2 separate regions of the Homo sapiens genome follow, and region 2 is linked to region 1. Evidence: chromatin loops called from intact Hi-C (ENCODE). Cell type or tissue: B cell. All regions are shown on one strand. Each heading gives the region's core, and the rest is flanking DNA. Links, peaks and the distances in the headings are about the cores only.

What was found. A loop is a pair of places that touch in the nucleus more often than their neighbours do. Peaks named below come from ENCODE experiments on the same cell type or tissue, not always from the same donor. Only the 100,000 strongest peaks of a DNase experiment are listed, where the experiment ranks them.
Region 2: it touches region 1 in a loop (3-fold over the local background); 3 of 110 quality-filtered maps call a loop at or near these places.

Annotation. Positions count from the first base shown.
Region 1 is chr22:22,505,793-22,514,127 of GRCh38, reverse strand. It overlaps ZNF280B (zinc finger protein 280B), which reads left to right and starts at 5,386. Exons shown (of 4, transcript NM_080764.4): 1 at 5,386-5,469; 2 at 6,258-6,318. ZNF280A (zinc finger protein 280A) reads left to right here. Exons shown (of 2, transcript NM_080740.5): 2 at 1-392. The coding sequence ends at 126. It also overlaps IGL. In B cell, for the core only: CTCF peaks have their summits at 5,026 and 5,228; a DNase peak (open chromatin) is centred at 5,317; H3K4me3 peaks cover 1,383 bases; H3K27ac peaks cover 874 bases.
Region 2 is chr22:22,445,587-22,453,921 of GRCh38, reverse strand. It overlaps IGL, the pseudogene ASH2LP4 and the pseudogene IGLV7-35. Among named protein-coding and RNA genes, the nearest start is that of ZNF280B, 59 kb to the left of the region's middle. In B cell, for the core only: CTCF peaks have their summits at 3,291 and 3,496; DNase peaks (open chromatin) are centred at 2,333, 3,231 and 3,821; H3K4me3 peaks cover 333 bases; H3K27ac peaks cover 2,700 bases.

The DNA of each region.
Region 1 (8,335 bases), core at 274-8,273:
TCAAGTGGTATGGCTTCCGTTATTGTTAGCAACACTGACCCTCAGTCTTCTCCTGTAAAAACTAAAAAGAAGACGGCTATGAACACTAGAGATTCCAGACTCCCTTGCAGCAAGGATTCTAGCTGAAAATATGTTCGACTGACTTCCAGGAGTTCCGAAAGGCAGAAGTGAGGCTAGGCCATATGTGCATTGTGGCTGTAGATGCTAGCAAGCAATGTCATCAACTGTCAGGTTGTTTTTTACAGTGACATCTCATCAGCTCCCTATTGTCAAGAAGTAGCTCCAAAGTCTTTGAGCCCTTTCCCAGTCAAATGCTCCCAACAGGGCATCCCTTATTCTGACCTCAGAGGTTTTTCTTGTTCATGAACTTTAAATAAATGGAATCACACAAAGATTCTTGTCTTTGGCTTTTTAAAATAAGTGAGATGGCTGGGTGTGATGGCTCATGCCTGTAATCCCAGCACTTTGGGAGACTGAGGTGGGTGGATCACTTGGGGTCAGAAGTTTGAGACCAGGCTGGCCAACATAGTGAAACCCCTTCTCTGCATAAAATAGAAAAATTAGCCAAGCGTGGTGGTGGGCGCCTGTAGTCCCAGCTACTCGGGAGGCTGAGGCAGGAGAATCGCTTGAACCTGGGAGGGGGGAGTTTGCACTGAGCTGAGATCGCGCCACTGCCCTCCAGCCTGGGTGACAGAGCATGACTGTCTCAAAATAAAGTAAAATGAAATAAAATAAGTGAGATGCATTTTTGCTGTGTGTAGCAGTAGCACATTCTTTTTCATTGCTGGGTAGAATTTTGTTGAGTGACTGTGGCAGTTTTGTATAAATTTATTTCACTGTTGATGGACTTTGAGGCTGATTCTTTGGCAATTTTGAATAAAGCTGCTATGAGCTTGTGCGTGTCTTTTGGTAAGCATGTAATCATTTCTCGTGGGTATATATAGCTATGAGAAGTGCTGGAACTGCATATATTTAGCTGTCTAGTGTAGATACTGCCAAATACATTTCCAGAGTGATTGAAACGATTTACATTCCCACCACCGATACTGCGAATTCCATTGCTACTGATCCAGCACTTGGTACTGTCAGTCCTTTTAGTAAGTGCCCTTCTCTTGAAATTGTAGTGGTACCTTATTGTGGCTTTAATTTGCACTTCCCTGATGATTAATGGACCTTGAGATTATATAGTTATCGGCCACGTGAGTATTTCTTTTTATTAAATGTCTATTCAAGTTTTGCCCCCTCCTACCTTTTTAAAAACTGGGCTGTCGACTGGGAAGGGTGCTGGGGCACTGGAAATGTCCCATATTTGGATCTAAATCGTGGTTTTATGGTTTATCTTTCATGAGTCTTATTTAAGAAATTGTCTACAAACGACATAAAGATATTCCTTCTATGTTCTAGAAGCTTTACTGTTTTGATGAGACATCTCAAACTGATTTTTTGTTAATGGTGTGATAAGGCATGAAGACTAATTTTTTCATATACATACCCAAAATCAATCAGCACCACTTACTAAAAAGACCACTCCTTCCCTACTGTATTGCCGTGGAAACTGTGAATCAGGTATGATTGTATATATGTGTTTCTGGAATCTATTTCATTTCATTTGTCCTGTTCTCTATCCTTGTGCTAATGCTGCAGTATCTTAATTATTGTAGCTTTGCATAATCCTCCGTGTGGTAGTTTCATTTCTCCAACTTTGGTGTTCAAAATTGCCTTGGCTATTCCAAATGCTTTGCGAATTGAAGTGGCTTTCATGGGTGTGCTTTTCTTGGTCTCAAACTCAGGTAGAATAGTTTACTTTAATTGTGATGTTAGCTGTGGGGCTCTTTGTAGTTACCCACTGAGTACACGGGAATCAACTTACAAATCAGTAACAGAAAGATCACTGAAAAAAAACCCAAAGTTCCTAAATTAGGCAATACATTTCTAAACAGGGCTGGGACTAGGGTGAGGCAAGCAGGGAACCTAAGGTGACAATATGCCATACCTGAAGCTGGGCGTGGGTCTCTCCTTAATGTGCCTCAGCCTCCTTGCTTATCTCACCCCAGTCCTGGTCCTCATTCTGAATAACCCATAGCTCCTCTAAGAAATTGCAGTGAAAAAAGGAAAATGTTGAACTGAAAGATATTGAAAACAGCCACAAAATTTATGGGATGGAACTAAAGCATTTCATGGGAATTTATATTTCTAAATGCATATATTTGGGAAGAAGAAAGGTTGACTAATGATCTAAGTCAGTGCTGTCCGTAGATCTTTCTGCAATGATGAAAATGCTCTACTTCTGCTCTGTCCAATATGCTACAGGTGACTATTGATCTGTTGAAATGTGGCAAGTATGACTGAGGTACTAAATTTTTTATTTTATTTTTGATTAATTTAAAACTAAAAAGCTATTTTTGATTAATTTAAAACTAAAGGAAGAAGAGACAAATCTTCCTTAAAGAAGAATTGCAAAGTAACTTGTGTAGATAATTTTCCTTCAATGAGACCTCACGGCCTTCCTGCATGTAGGCAAGATTTAGAATAAGGTATGAAAGGGGGGGGAAGTAATTTACAGCGGAGAAGCCAGTAGGAAGTCTTATTGATAGCATGGATCGCTGATGAGAAATTATGAGAAAGACACATCATGTCTGTGATAGTCTTCTAAAAACCATAACCCCAGTGTAACCATGAGAAAAACATCAAACCTAAATTGAGAGACACTCTGAAAAATACCTGACCTTTACTTCTTAAAATTGTCAAGGTCATGAAAAGCAAGAAAAGTTTAAGAAACTGTCACAGACCACAGAAGGCTAAGAACACAAAATGACCAAGTACAATTCAGTATCCTGGGTGGGAATCTGGAACAAAAAGGATGATGGGAAAAACTAGTGACATTTGAATAAAGCCTGGAGCTTAGTTGATACTAATTTACTGATGGACATTGGAATTATTATGAAGCCAAAAGAAGATCATTTCTCATAGATTTATTTTTCATGTTATTATTTTTTGAGACGGAGTCTCGCTCTGTTGCCCAAGGCTGGAGTACAGTGGTGCAATCTCAGCTCACTGCAACCTCTGCCTCCCAGGTTCAAACAGTTCTCATGCCTCAGCCTCCCGAGTAGCTAGGACTACAGGCGCGTGCCACCACACCCAGCTAATTTTTGTATTTTTTGTACAAAAATGGGGTTTCACCATGTTGGCCAGGCTGGTCTTGAACTCCTGACCTCAAGTGATCTGCCTGCCTTGGTCTCCAAAAATGCTGGGATTACAGGTGTGAGCCACCGTGCCAGGCCTCTTACGTACATTTTAGATATTGCAAATATCTTCTTTACATATCAGCCTCATATATACATTTTAGATAATGCAAATATCTTTACATATCAGCCTCATATATACATTTTAGATACTGCAAATATCTTCTTTACATCTATGATCTCTTCATTTTGACTATGGTACACTTCACTGAACAGAAATCTTCAAATGCAAGGGTGAGTAATATTTAGGCCATGTGATTTGATTATAATACAATTAAAAAATCTTTTAAAAATCTCATAGATTTCAAAAATAAATAACATATACTATATAACCCTTGTGTTAGAAAGAATCACTATGTAAAAAATAGAGGTTCCTCTTCAAAGACTTTCCTCCCTGTCTAATTACGAATAAATAGTAACTTCTCTTAGAAGTAAAATTTATTCAAAGACCTGTGCTAACATTCTTAGATATCTGCTAGCCGTAATAAAGAAATTAATATACTTTGTGTTCTTAGCTCCCACAATTTAGCCTAAATATTTGCCCTTGCATGCTTATACTGGTCCAAGCAAGCATTAGGTCATAGCCTGTTCCTCTTCCTATTTGGAGGTGTTTTTACCTTTCTCAGCATTCTACAAGTTACATCCTCCTTCCTTTGTTCTCCTCTGCCTTTGCCTCTTTTAGAAAGTTCTAAGTTGTTAGCCAATCGGGACAAACACAGAATGTGAGGTCCTGTTCCAGCCAATGGAAACCGGACACAGCAGTAGGGTGGATGCGTCAGGTTATAAATAACCCTGTATCCTTTGTTTGGGGTACTCTCGTGGCAAAACTGCTGGCGAGTGTACCCTTTCTGCAGAAAGTGAAAATGGCCTTGCTGAGAAAATTAAATTTATGTTCAAGTGCTATTTCTTTGCGGCACCAGGGAACAAGCATTTCTAACAACTAGCAAAATTAGGACATATCTAATTGAAGGATAATGAACATATTACCAAGCGGACTGGTGAGACACAGTTAAACTGGTACTTAAAGGTAAATTTATAGCATTAAATACAAGAGAAACAAAAAAGTTTACAAGCAAACGAGGTAGGCATTTTTCTCCAAAAGTTGTAATGAGAAGTAACAGAACAAGCCTATGAAGTCACGAAGGAAGAAAATAACAGAATGGAAGAAATAGATAAAATAGATAAGAAAATAACATTATAGATTAATTAAACCAAAAGCGATTTACCCGCCCCCCAAAAAGATTGCTAAAATAGACTTTTGGCAGAATTGGTCAATTCAAAAAAAAAATCAAAGCTGCAAGTAAACTGAGTGGGCAAACTTTCTGTAAAGGGCCAGACAGTAAATATTTTAAGCTTTTCATACATGGTCTCTGGCAATTAATCAACTTTGCTGTTGAAGCAGGAAAACAGGCATAAATAATACCGAAAGGAATGGGCATGTTTGTTGTTCCAATAAAACTTTATTTATGGACACTGAATTTTGAATTTCATATAATTTTCACATGCCACAAAATATTCTCTTTTTAGCCATTAAAAAAACGTGAAATCGGTTCTTAGCTTGCTGCCAGCTGTACAAAAACAGGTGGCAGGCTGGATTCAACTGGCCCCAGATGTAACTAGAAGAGGACAGATGTTAGGTTCAGTTGTTTCCTCACAATCCCTTAAGCATGGATAGTCAACAAAGGGACCACACCTGAGAATTATAACAGCTGGCCTTCTGGTGGGCAAACCATCCCCTGATGGACTGGAAGCCTACCCCCCACCCCAAGCCCTGGCTGCGACAGCTCTGGAACCCTGACTGCCTGGGTGCCCCTCAGCTCTGGAACCCTGACTGCCTGGATGCTCCTCAGCTCTGGAACCCTGACTGCTTGGATACCCCCTCAGCTCTGGAACCCTGACTGCCTGGAACCGTGATCCGGAACCCAAGATCCTTTCAAGGCCTCAGGGGTATTGCTGCTGCCCTCCTCCTTCTCAATTTAACCCCGCGTCCAGCCGTCGCCACCAGGGGCGTCAGAGCGCGCGCATGCTCCTAGCTCGGAGCCGCGCCGATCTCGCGCCGGCACCTGGCAGCCAATCGCAGGTCTCCACTGGACGCGCGCGTGTGGAGGCGTGCGCGTCGGCGGCGCCGGGGGCCTGAGGAGGCGTAGTCGCCGCCGGCTGTGCCCCGGGAGCGCCTCCGGGGCTGGTGCGTGGCCGGCAGCTCGCGAACAGCAGCTGATCCGGACTGGTAAGGACGGGGGCGTGGCGCGGCTTCAGCGTTCCCTGAGGGGAGACTTGAGGGATTTCATGGCGAGCCGCAGCCCTGCGGGTCGCGACACCGCGCTTGGCCGTGCGCTGCCGGAGCGGCCTTTGCAATACAGCCGCTTTCTGTGGGGGAGTGCAGGGCAGAAGCAGGTCCCACGATCCCCTCACGCACACCCCCTTCCCTAATCTCAGCGGGCGCCACTTTTACATCAGCCTCCACTCCCTCACGCAGACGCCCCCACCCCCGGGCTGGGCCCGGGCCTCCTGGAGAAGGGGCCTTTCCTGGCTCCCAGTGCGCTCCCCTCCCCCATCGCCCCCGCGGGGTCTCTTTTGGCGCTCAATGTATTTAAAAATCTGAAAACTGCTTTGTAACCCCAGGCCCTCCCCAGTTCTGGAGACCTGTAGGCCCAGACCCCTTAAGGCATTTGAATGTATGGGTCTCTCTCCCCTACCGCAGCGTCTTGTCTCATTTACTGCGTCGCTGTCGGGACTCTTAATGCAGCCCCTGGGACCCTAATGGAGTCCCTCCCGTGAGAGCCAGGACCTCGGGTGATTTGCAGGCTTTTGATTTGGGCAGTTGGCGGGTGGGACGTTTTCCTTTGCTAAGGTAGGGTAGATTGGAGGAACAGATCTGGGGGAAAGGAGTTCAGTTCACTTATCTGGTTAAGTGTGAGATGATTGATAAACACCTAAATGGCAATGTCAGGCAGTGGGATCGAAAATATTCTTGTGACATGTAAGTAACTAATGCTTCTCTCTGGTTACCTCAAGGATGTGACCTTCTGCCTGGAATAGCTCAAGTTCTTAAAAGTTGCGTTGTAATAAACCTGAGGTAAGAAAAGAGAAGTCTCCCTGATGAGGACCAAAGTTGTATTTTCGTCCTTCAGTTTCGCTCCCCTGCCCTTTCCTTTGCTGAAACATAGCTGTTTGGTATTCAATATTTTACTGAGGGAATCTGAATGATGTGTTTGATTAGTTCAGGCCAATTGTTGATGTAGGTCATTCGGGAACCCTCTAAATTGCTTTGTTGAGAAAGGAGAGGGTGGTAGTGGCATTCTTTTACCACATCTCTTGAAAAAAAAAAAAAGAGCATCAGGGATGTTAAGTTATATAAAGCTGACTCCTTTTATCCTACCCTCTTTCTCAGCGACTGTATTTCATGAGGTAACTGCATGCAGCAGGACAGGGGAGGTCATCTGAAGTCATTGCATGCCAGTAGGTGAGATTATAGTGAATTGTGTGCCCAGCAATTTGTGATTACAGCTCAGTGAGACCCATTGTATTAGTTATCTATTGCCGTGTAACAAATTGTCTCAAAACTTAGTAGTTTAAAAAAAAATTTATTACCTCATAGTTTTTGAAGGTCTGGAATCCAAGAGTGGCTTAGCTGGCTGTTTCTGGCTCAAGGTCACTCATGAGGTTTCAGTGAAACCCTTGGCTGGATTGTCAGTCTCTGCGGAATTGACTTGGTTTGGATCATCTGCCTCTAAGCTCACTCACTGGGCTGTTGGCAAGAGGCCTCAGTTCCTTGCTCTGTGGGCCTCTCCATGGGGCTGTTCATGTCACAGCAGCTGGCTTACTTCAGAGCAAATGATTCAAGAGACCTTGTACCCAAGATGAAGGGCAGAGTCTTTATGACCTAATTTCTGAAGTGGCATACCATCACTTCCTGCTGTATGTGCTTGATCCCACAGGCCAACCCTGTTAGTGGGAGAGGGCTACAACTATGTGAATTCCAGGAAGTGGGATTCATTTAGGGCCATCTTGGAGGATGGCCACCGCAACCATTTATCCACCATTTAACCCTTTTCCATAGGATCTCAAAGCATTGTCCTGTTACTCTGGGTGAATAATTTGACTTCTTGCTAAGGCCAGAACCTCTACATGTGCACTTGTTTATTTAAGGATATTATTCTAGCAAGACTTCTCTTTGTCTAGGGTTAAGTTTTCTATCTCTCCAGATCATTAATATAGCAAACATACTGATTGTACCATCACCTCACCTTAAAGATCTCGTTTTTGATGCCACATCTCCCATCTGCTTGTTTTAATTTGTATTTGCTTGTCCTTACAGGAAAATTTCTCCAGAGTTGTCCGTATTTGCTATCTCCTGTTCTCGTTCTTCCTTAAACCCACTGCTGTCAAGGTCACCAATGAATTCCACTTTGCTTAATCCATTGGTCAGTTTTAGTTGATTTTCGTGATTTTATTTGATCTATTGGCAGCATATATTACAGTTCCTTTTCTCCTCCCCATTGGATTCTGGGATGCTTCTCTTTCTCAATTCTCCTCCCACCTGAATGGCTGTGAATAATTGTTTTTTTTTTAATTTCCTTTACCAGCTCCTTCTCATCTCCATGACCTCTAATCAATGGAATGCTCCAGAGCTTAGATCTCAGACCTCTTTTCCCTGAGTGATCTCATCCAGTCTTGTGTTTTAAATAATGCTACATACTGAAGACTTCAAAATTTAAGTACCTACCTCGGAACTTTCCTTGGGCTCTGATCTCATAGATTTACCTGCTCAGCATTACCTCTTGTGTGTCCTCCTCCTCTCCTTCACATCCCAAACCCAATCCATCAATGAACCTTGTGGGCCTTCTAGATTTTTATCTAGAGTCCGACTTCTTAGTATCTCTATTTCTCCATCCTGTCTGATACTACCATCATCTTTTGTTCATAATATTTCAGTAGCTTCTTGTCTTCTGCTTCCACTATTACTCTCTAAAGTCTATTCTCCACACAGTAGCCACAGCAATCCTAATGAAATGAGTGAGATCATATTACTTCTCACTCAGAGCCTTCCAGTAATCTCTCATCACACTCAGGGTAAAATCTGAAGAATTTGT
Region 2 (8,335 bases), core at 10-8,009, 60 kb after region 1:
ATCAGAGGGAATTGTGTTATCTCCTTTGCCCTTTGTAGTTCTTGTTTTACTAGGGTATTTCATATCCTGGAAGTTAATGGGGGCTCATATCTCTCATATTAGAGATTTCTTGCACTCCCGTCTTGGAGGTTAATGGGGGCTCAATCTCTCGTATTAAAGATTTCTTGCACCCTTTTCCCTGGAGGCTCAATCCCCGCTACTGGAGGTTTCTCGCTCTCCTTTCCCTGCTGAGTGTGCGTGGGGCTCAACCTCTCCTACTAGAGATTTCTTGCACCATTTCCCTGGGGCTCAACCTCTCTTACTAGAGATTTCTTGCACCCTTTACTTTACTCCACACTCACTTTGCACTTAATTGTGCATCTCATTCACACATTTTCAACCTGCAGAATGTCCTGACCACTAAGGAAGTACTTCACTGCCCTAGTGGTTTTTCTTACCTTTGTCTGTGCACAGTTACCTGGTCGCCACGGTAACTGTAGGCCTTTTCTTCCTGTGTTGCTGAGAGTCTGGGTTTATTTATCATGCTGGGTGGGTCCTGATTCCTTACCCCTGAGGCCACTGCAATGAAGCAGTGGGATGCATCTCCTCCTAAGAGGTGATCAGAGGCCCTTCCTCAGAGGAGAATGGGAATCCCAGATGACCCCCTATTTTGTTAGAAACAAGAGCTCAGAGTCGCAAGGAAAATGAGCACTCAGACAAAATATTTCTCAGCAAGGCAAACTTATTTCTACAGAAGAGTGCCGCTTGCACTTCTGACCACTGCAAGAGCACACCAAACAAAGGAGGGAAGGGGTTTTCATCCCTAACGTGGTTAGTCCCTGCTTCTGTGTCCTGTCCCCATTGGCTGGAGTTGGACCACACAATCTAAACTGACCTGATTGGCTACTGTTTAAAATTGAGTATGGCTAATTAGGTGGGAAGGGAGAGGCAGTCCATTATGGTACAAGGTATGTTTGGGCATGTCAGGGCGTGGCAAATGTGGGAAGGGTAGTTTTGTGGGAGGGGCAGTTTACAGAATGGGTAGCAAGGAGTAAAAGAGGACTCTTTCTAAATAAGGAGGAGATGTGAGTTACAGATTGGGACTGGTGGGAGAAGTTGTTTACAGAGCAGGTAGCTTAGGAGAAGGGACAAGGAAGTTCATCTCGAGAACAAAGAACAATGAAGTCAGAAATTAAACCTTTGAAGAGGTACTTACTGTGTCTGACAGATTCACTGGAAATACAGAGAATTCTGGAAATACAGAGAAATACAGATTCTCCTGGAAAGGAGAAGAAGAAGGTGCTGGCTGAGGTGAAAAAACAGAATCAATCAACTTCGGGCTTCTTCAGTTCTAAGCATATCTGAGAGGTTCAAGAAAGAGATAAAAGTATGAGTGTCAACTTCAAGGACAGATGCAGAAAAAATGCCAATGAGTTTCCTGTTATAAAGCCCTTGATAATTAACTCAAGAGATTAGAGGGGAGAAGTGGGTGGTAGCAAAGGGAAAGAGAACAAAGAAGGGAATTCAGGAATCAGAGATGTGGAAGGGGAGAGGGTAAGGATGGGCCACATTATAGGAAAGGCTGAAGGAGGAGCCAGTAAGAGTGTTGGACAGGAGCCAGAGGGAAGGTCAGGTTTGTTGTTTGTTTGCTTTTGTTTTTGCTCTCAAAGAAAGGGGAGCCTTTCCTAGCTTTGCAGCTGTCCTCCCTGGTCATCTCCCTCCATGGAGTGTGGGGTTCTTCTATCATGCAAGCTGGTAAATTCCCTATGTCAGAGATTTCTCCTAGGTTCTTGCCTGCCAAGGATTCTCCTTATTTGATACTAGTCTTATGGATATGTTGTCGTTTTTCTTATTATTATTAGAGACAAGGTCTCACTCTGTTACCCAGGCTCAAGTGCAGTGGCATGATCATAGCTCACTGCAGGTTTGAACTCCTGGGCTGAAGCTCTCCTCCTGCCTCAGCCTCCTTAGTACTTAGGGCTACAAGCATACAGCACTATGCCTGGCTAATTCATTTTTTATTATTTAAAAAAAACTATAGAGAAAATATCTTGCTATGTTGCTCTTGGCTGGTTTCAAACTCCTGGCTTCGAGTAATCTTTTTGCCTCAGCTTCCCAAAGTGCTAAGATTACACATATGAGCCTCCACTGCTGGCTGGACTTGTTATTATTCAAATATATATGTGGATTTTGTGTGGCAGGCACATGTGAGAAATGCAGAGATTGTGTCCTCACTCCAGACCCACTGAATAAGAATCTGCATTTTATAAAATCCCCAGATAATTTGTATGCACAATAGAGTTTGGGAAGTACTGTTCTAACACATGCATGGAGACATTGACGTAGTTTTCAATATAAGTTGTTCCTCGTACCTGAATCTATTATGCTCCAGCAAACATGAGCAGGAAATTCTTGTTTCTCTATTTTCTGCATTGTGAAGTCAGGCATAATGTACTCAAGGCTTTCCATAGAAAATTGCAGGCATTTTGTTTGACTTCACTAAATCCACAGAGAAGACCAGGAGCATTTTAATAATAGCCCAATGTCACATCTTTGTCTGACAAGCAATTTGAATTACCCCAAATTATAATTTTTCATTGGTATTCAAATAAAAATAAAATTAGCAACTACTCAAATATTTTACCCTTTCAAATAAATGGAAAACTACTTACATTAACATTAAATGACAGAGCAAAAAGCTGTATAAAACCAGAGGAATGAGCACAAGGTTTGATAACCATTGTGAAAATATTGACAACAAAAATGAGAGAATGCATCCAAATGAAGAAATGTACTTCTATTGATTATCTGGGATAAGGTAGCTTTGCAGAGAACTTGGTGATTTTTAATACTTTCTGATTCCACATAATAGGCATGTATTGCTTTGAAAGTAACTCAATAAAACAAACTTTAGAAATATACAAAAGTAGAGTTTCTTCTCTTTACTCTTAGCTCAGAAACCCCATACTTTGAAGATGCTTCTTTCTGGAGGAAATGCATTTAGCCTCAGCCTTTAGATCTGATCCAGCTGTTAGTGCTCCTTTTAGAATACAAAGCAATAAACTTCTGATTTTTTTTTTGATCCAGTTCTTCCCAGATCATTCTCACATTTCCTTCACTTCAGGGCTTAAGCAGGGATAGGAATCAATTCAGATCCTTTCCTTCCCCTTTCTATGGCTGGTCCACATGTAGGCTGCCTTGAGAGCTGGTGTGCGTGATCATATGATCTTCATATCACAAGGGCCTAGAGAGGTTTATGTCTCGGTTCCTCTTCTGAGTCTGTCACTGTGCCAAGCACGACTATGGTGCAGTAAGCAGTAGTACTCAGCTTCACCTCTCGGGCTGCACACCCAAGAGTGTCTGGGCAGCTTTGCTCCCAAGGACTGAGCCTGAGAACTGGGCAGGGGTCCAGGAGTGTTTGTTGCTTGCATGATAAATCAGTGTCCTGGGGGCTTGGCCAAGCTTCTGCTGGAACCAGTAAGGATAATGACCCCCATTGACTGCTCCAGTGCTGGAGCCATAGGTGAGAGTGACTGTCCCTCCTGGGGACACAGTCAGTGAGGGTTCCTGAGTCATCACAGCCTGAGAATTTGACCCTGAAACAAAAAACAGACACATGTTGGGAATTAGAAAGGGAGACACAGGAATCCCTCCAAAGGCTGGTATTTGAAATCTCTATTAACCTGGGCAGCAAGTGAGGAGGTACATGGGGAGAAGGAGAAGGAGAGGAGTCCAGGCCATGATGCTGATATTAGAAGGGACTCCTGGCTCCAGAGTCGGGGCTGGATTCTGATGGCTCTTTATGTCCTACTGAGCTCCCTATGTGGAGAGGGTGTGTTGTGTGGTACTTTATGCAAATCTTTACTACTTTTAGAACCACTCAGGTTCTTAGCCCTGAGGGCATCTACACTGTGAAGGGCCAGACCAGGGTGACTGTGTGCTGTGGATTTGCTGAGTGGGAGGAAGCAACTGCTCTAGCATTTTACATGAACCAGTGAGCAACTGTGCAGGGTTTATTAAGTTTGAACCTCTTGAGCTTCTTAAGATGCAGAAGACTCAGACTGCCCTGTGATGGCTTTCCTGGACTGAGAATGCCTGGCCTTTCACTTATTTAACAAAATAACAATTGATTTATCTTTTTGACATTACCATGGTATTTCCGAGGCCAATTCACACCCATTACTTGTCTATTCTTTGCTCATTCCTATTTGCACTACTTTTTCTTGCCATTGCTGAAATCCTGTCCCTGTGACTATAATTCAATTTTTGTATTACATGGTGTTAATTTTTATCTGAATGGTTTGAATGACTGAAGAAATTGTTTTAATGACCTACTGACTTTTTGAAACTGTTTATATTGAGCCTCATATTGGATAAACAGCTGTCTTAAGTGAGAATTTTAATAATAATTTACTTCAGAGAATTTTTAAAAAGAAAATAACCAAAGATTGAAGGTTTAAGTTTTATTGTTAATTCAATGGAAACTGAAGTGAGCCTTGAGGATGATCCACAAGGTCTACATAATAACCCCACTCTCACCCAGACCACCCCTTAAAAGCCCTCTGGACACCAAGCTTGGGTGAGCTTTCCTGGTTGGCTCACCCAGGAAATAGGTGTTTCATACACAGAATCACACATTGCTGTGAGCAAAATGAAGCACTGTCTATTTCTCCACTGGGAGAGGACAACTGGGTGCTTGTGCTTGGAATTCTCCTGAACTCTGCCCATGTGCCTCTTCCCTTGAATTATCTTAATCTGTATTATTTTGCTGTAAAAATTTGTATCAATAAATGTCACAGGTTTCAGGGAGTTATGTGAGTTTTTCTAGGGAATCATAAGAAGTGAAGGGCTGTTGGGGAGCCCTTAGGTTACAATTAGCGTCAGAATTGAGAGTACTCTTGGGAATCCTCAGACCTCACAGGTTCCAATCTCACATTATTCTTTTTTTTTTAACTTCAAAGAAAGCTTTAATTTGGGAAGAGTTTCTCATTTTGTTAAAGCTGCAAACAGACTTCTTATACAATTACACTTCTAGAAGTCTAGTAGTTTCAGAGATCTCAGTGTTCAAAGGTATATTTCCAAATCAGTAATAGAACCAAACCCACAGCAAAAGGAAATCACTTTTAGATTGGTTTGGAATGTACAACCATTGATTTTAGGTGTTCTCAGAAACAGCTTCACCACTTCTTTGGAAAACAGGTGGCATGGAGTCAGTGTCCACAGAAGAAAATGTCTTTAAATATGTTAGTTACCTGGACAAGATTATTCACTCCTTAGAAAATACAGTAAGATTACAAGTCCCAGCTGGCAAGGTATGTAGTACAGCATCAGTTTTACAGAGGGATTATGAGATCTTGGGATGAGCGGTTGTTGGCTTATGGCAAAGAATATAAGAGCAGTCACTGGAAGTGGAAGAAGAATGATGATGAGCAGGGCATCTCTCACAGTCCTACTCAGCCTTTTAACTTGGTAAATGGATAGGCTATGTTCTGTAGCATCTTTGGGAGAACATTTAAGACAGTTCAAAAACAATAACAACAACAAAAGCCACCCAATATTATTCCCCAGAAAGTCCATATCTGAAAAGAAAGAAGGACCTGTTCAGGGTTCCCATGGAGGACTGTGCCCCCATCCTCTTTTGTCTCCAGAAAATACAAGACATCAGCCAGAGTGTGCTCTACCACAGCATCCCAGCCCATGTCACTCACAGGGCAGTAAGTGAGATTCTTTGGAGGATACTTGGAGCACAGTCCAAAGTTAATGGAAACTATGAAGCTCTTGTCCAGTGAGATGGCTAAAAGTAACCCCCTAAAAATATCTTTTGAAGCCACATCTTGATTGACACCATGTTTATAAAATATTATTTTACTATATGGAATCTGTTTTAGACTCTTCCCTGCTTTAGCCACAAAGTCTTTTTCCACAAAATAAAAATAATTGTTGAACTTTATCAAAGCCTTATCTTGGTAACTTGGCTGTCTCTTGGGTTTTCAGGAAGATTAATATAAAATCGTAGGATGTCTCCCTGCCCATAGCTAAAACAGTAGTGTTCGCCAGTGGACTGGTGGAAATTGATTCCCTTTTGCTCTGCCAATAATAACTAAATTTATCATAACCTAAGGGAGCTTCATAGTTACCTTAGGGCTGAGATCAACCCAGTCTGGCAGTGGTGTCTGGTGGCATCTCATTCATGGTGATTTCAAAGTACCAGGACCCTTTCCGTATCCCATGAGAGGTCTGCACCATAAAGTAGACCTTCTTTCCAACCACAGTCAGCCAGCCAGTCACTGGAGATCTCTAACTGGGGAGCTTAATCATGTTGATCTAACAAAACCTGTTCATAGAAGCAGTCACTGTAGAGGTCTCCAGGAATAGGTTTTCCTGCCCAGCAGTTAATTTCAAGCTTCTGAGGACCAACCGTGTGAGGATCAGGCTAAGTTAGACTATACCAGTAGCCGTCTTCATTAAATGTGTGATCCAAGGGGTGTGAGGAGGACAGCCCTGAGCGGAAAACAAAAAGTCACTCTGGGCCTTCTTGGTGGTCCCTGTGGTCTCCCCATCCTTCTGTTTGCACTGAGCTCCTCTTCCTTTTTTCTGCTGTTCCTGCTGCAGTTTCCTGACTCAGATTCCCACTGTAGACACAGCACTGCTTTGTTTTTGGTTGTCGTAAACAGGGTCAATGTTACCAAGTCCTGATCCAAAAGTCCAAATCTGCGGTAGTCTTCTTTCCGGTCTTTATACCCTGGATCCAGGTGTTCCTTTACCAAGAGCACATCTCTTTTTTTACTCATTGTTTTAACAATGTTATTCAGCCAAGTCATTTTCCCAGGTGTCTGAATGGTCATCATGCACTCCCAGTATTTATCAATAAATAGTATAATATCTTTATCTTTGGAGAACCTTGTCTTTGGATATTCATTCAGTGTTCAGGACTGCCATGCCAGTTTGACCAAAGCACTAAGGGAAACTTCCTTCATGTTTGCTTGCTGCTGGATAAAATATGCCACTCTGATGGCATACTTTGCAATAAAAATTGTAGTTGATCATGACAGGTAGACAGGATGAGATTCTGTGCTAAATGTATCAACTGTGAACCATTTTGCACAAGAGCAGATGCCCCACTCCAGCTGGAGAGGCTGTTACTGCTGCCATCAGTTTCATCTCCCCCTTTTTGGCAGCTGCTGCATTTGCGGCTGCTCCTGGGCTGGGTCAGACACCCACCACTTACATCATGGTCACTCCCAGACTTTCTCACATTACTTTGAGTCACCAGTAATGAGGCGCTTCCAACTCTATTGGCCTCTTAGGAAGCTGCAGGCTGGCATAAAAGGAAGGGTGTCCTAATACTCAGGCACACTCTCCCAATCCTGTATGTTTTGATTGTTCTTGGTAGAGAAACTACACTGAATATAAATCTTCCTCTTTTGTACAGTGGTAAATTATTCAAATGCAAAATTCATTATTTTAACCATTTTCAAGTGTATACTTCAGTGTCATTAAGTAAATTAACACTGTTGTACAACCACAGTACCACCATTTATCTCCAGAAATTTTTCATCTTCCCAAACCAAAACTTAACACCTGGAAAACTTCATTCTACTTCTTGTCTGTATGGATTTGACTACTCTAGATACCTCATATAAGGGCAAGCAAACAATATTTGTCCTTTTGAAGCCAGCTTATTTCTGCTGGCGTGATGTCTTTAAGGTTCATCAATGCCATCGCATGAGTCAGAACTTTTTTTTTTTAATTTATTATTATTATACTTTAAGTTTTAAGGTACATGTGCACAATGTTCAGGTTAGTTACATATGTATACATGTGCCATGCTGGTGCGCTGCACCCACTAACTCGTCATCTAGCATTAGGTATATCTCCCAATGCTATCCCTATCCCCTACCCCCACCCCACAACAGTCCCCAGAGTGTGATGTTCCCCTTCCTGTGTCCATGTGTTCTCATTGTTCAGTTCCCACCTATGAGTGAGAATATGCGGCATTTGGTTTTTTGTTCTTGCAATAGTTTACTGAGACTGTAAACTAGTTCAACCATTGTGGAAGTCAGTGTGGCAATTCCTCAGGGATCTAGAACTAGAAATACCATTTGACCCAGCCATCCCATTACTGGGTATATACCCAAAGGACTATAAATCATGCTGCTATAAAGACACATGCACACGTATGTTTATTGCGGCATTATTCAGAATAGCAGAACTTTCTTTTTAAGGTTGAATACTATTCCCTTGTGTGTGTATACTGTATCCCGTTTATCCATTAGATGACACTTGAGCTGCCTCCACCTTTTAGCTATTGTGAACGACGCTGCTATGAACAAGGGTGTACAATTTTCTCTTTGAG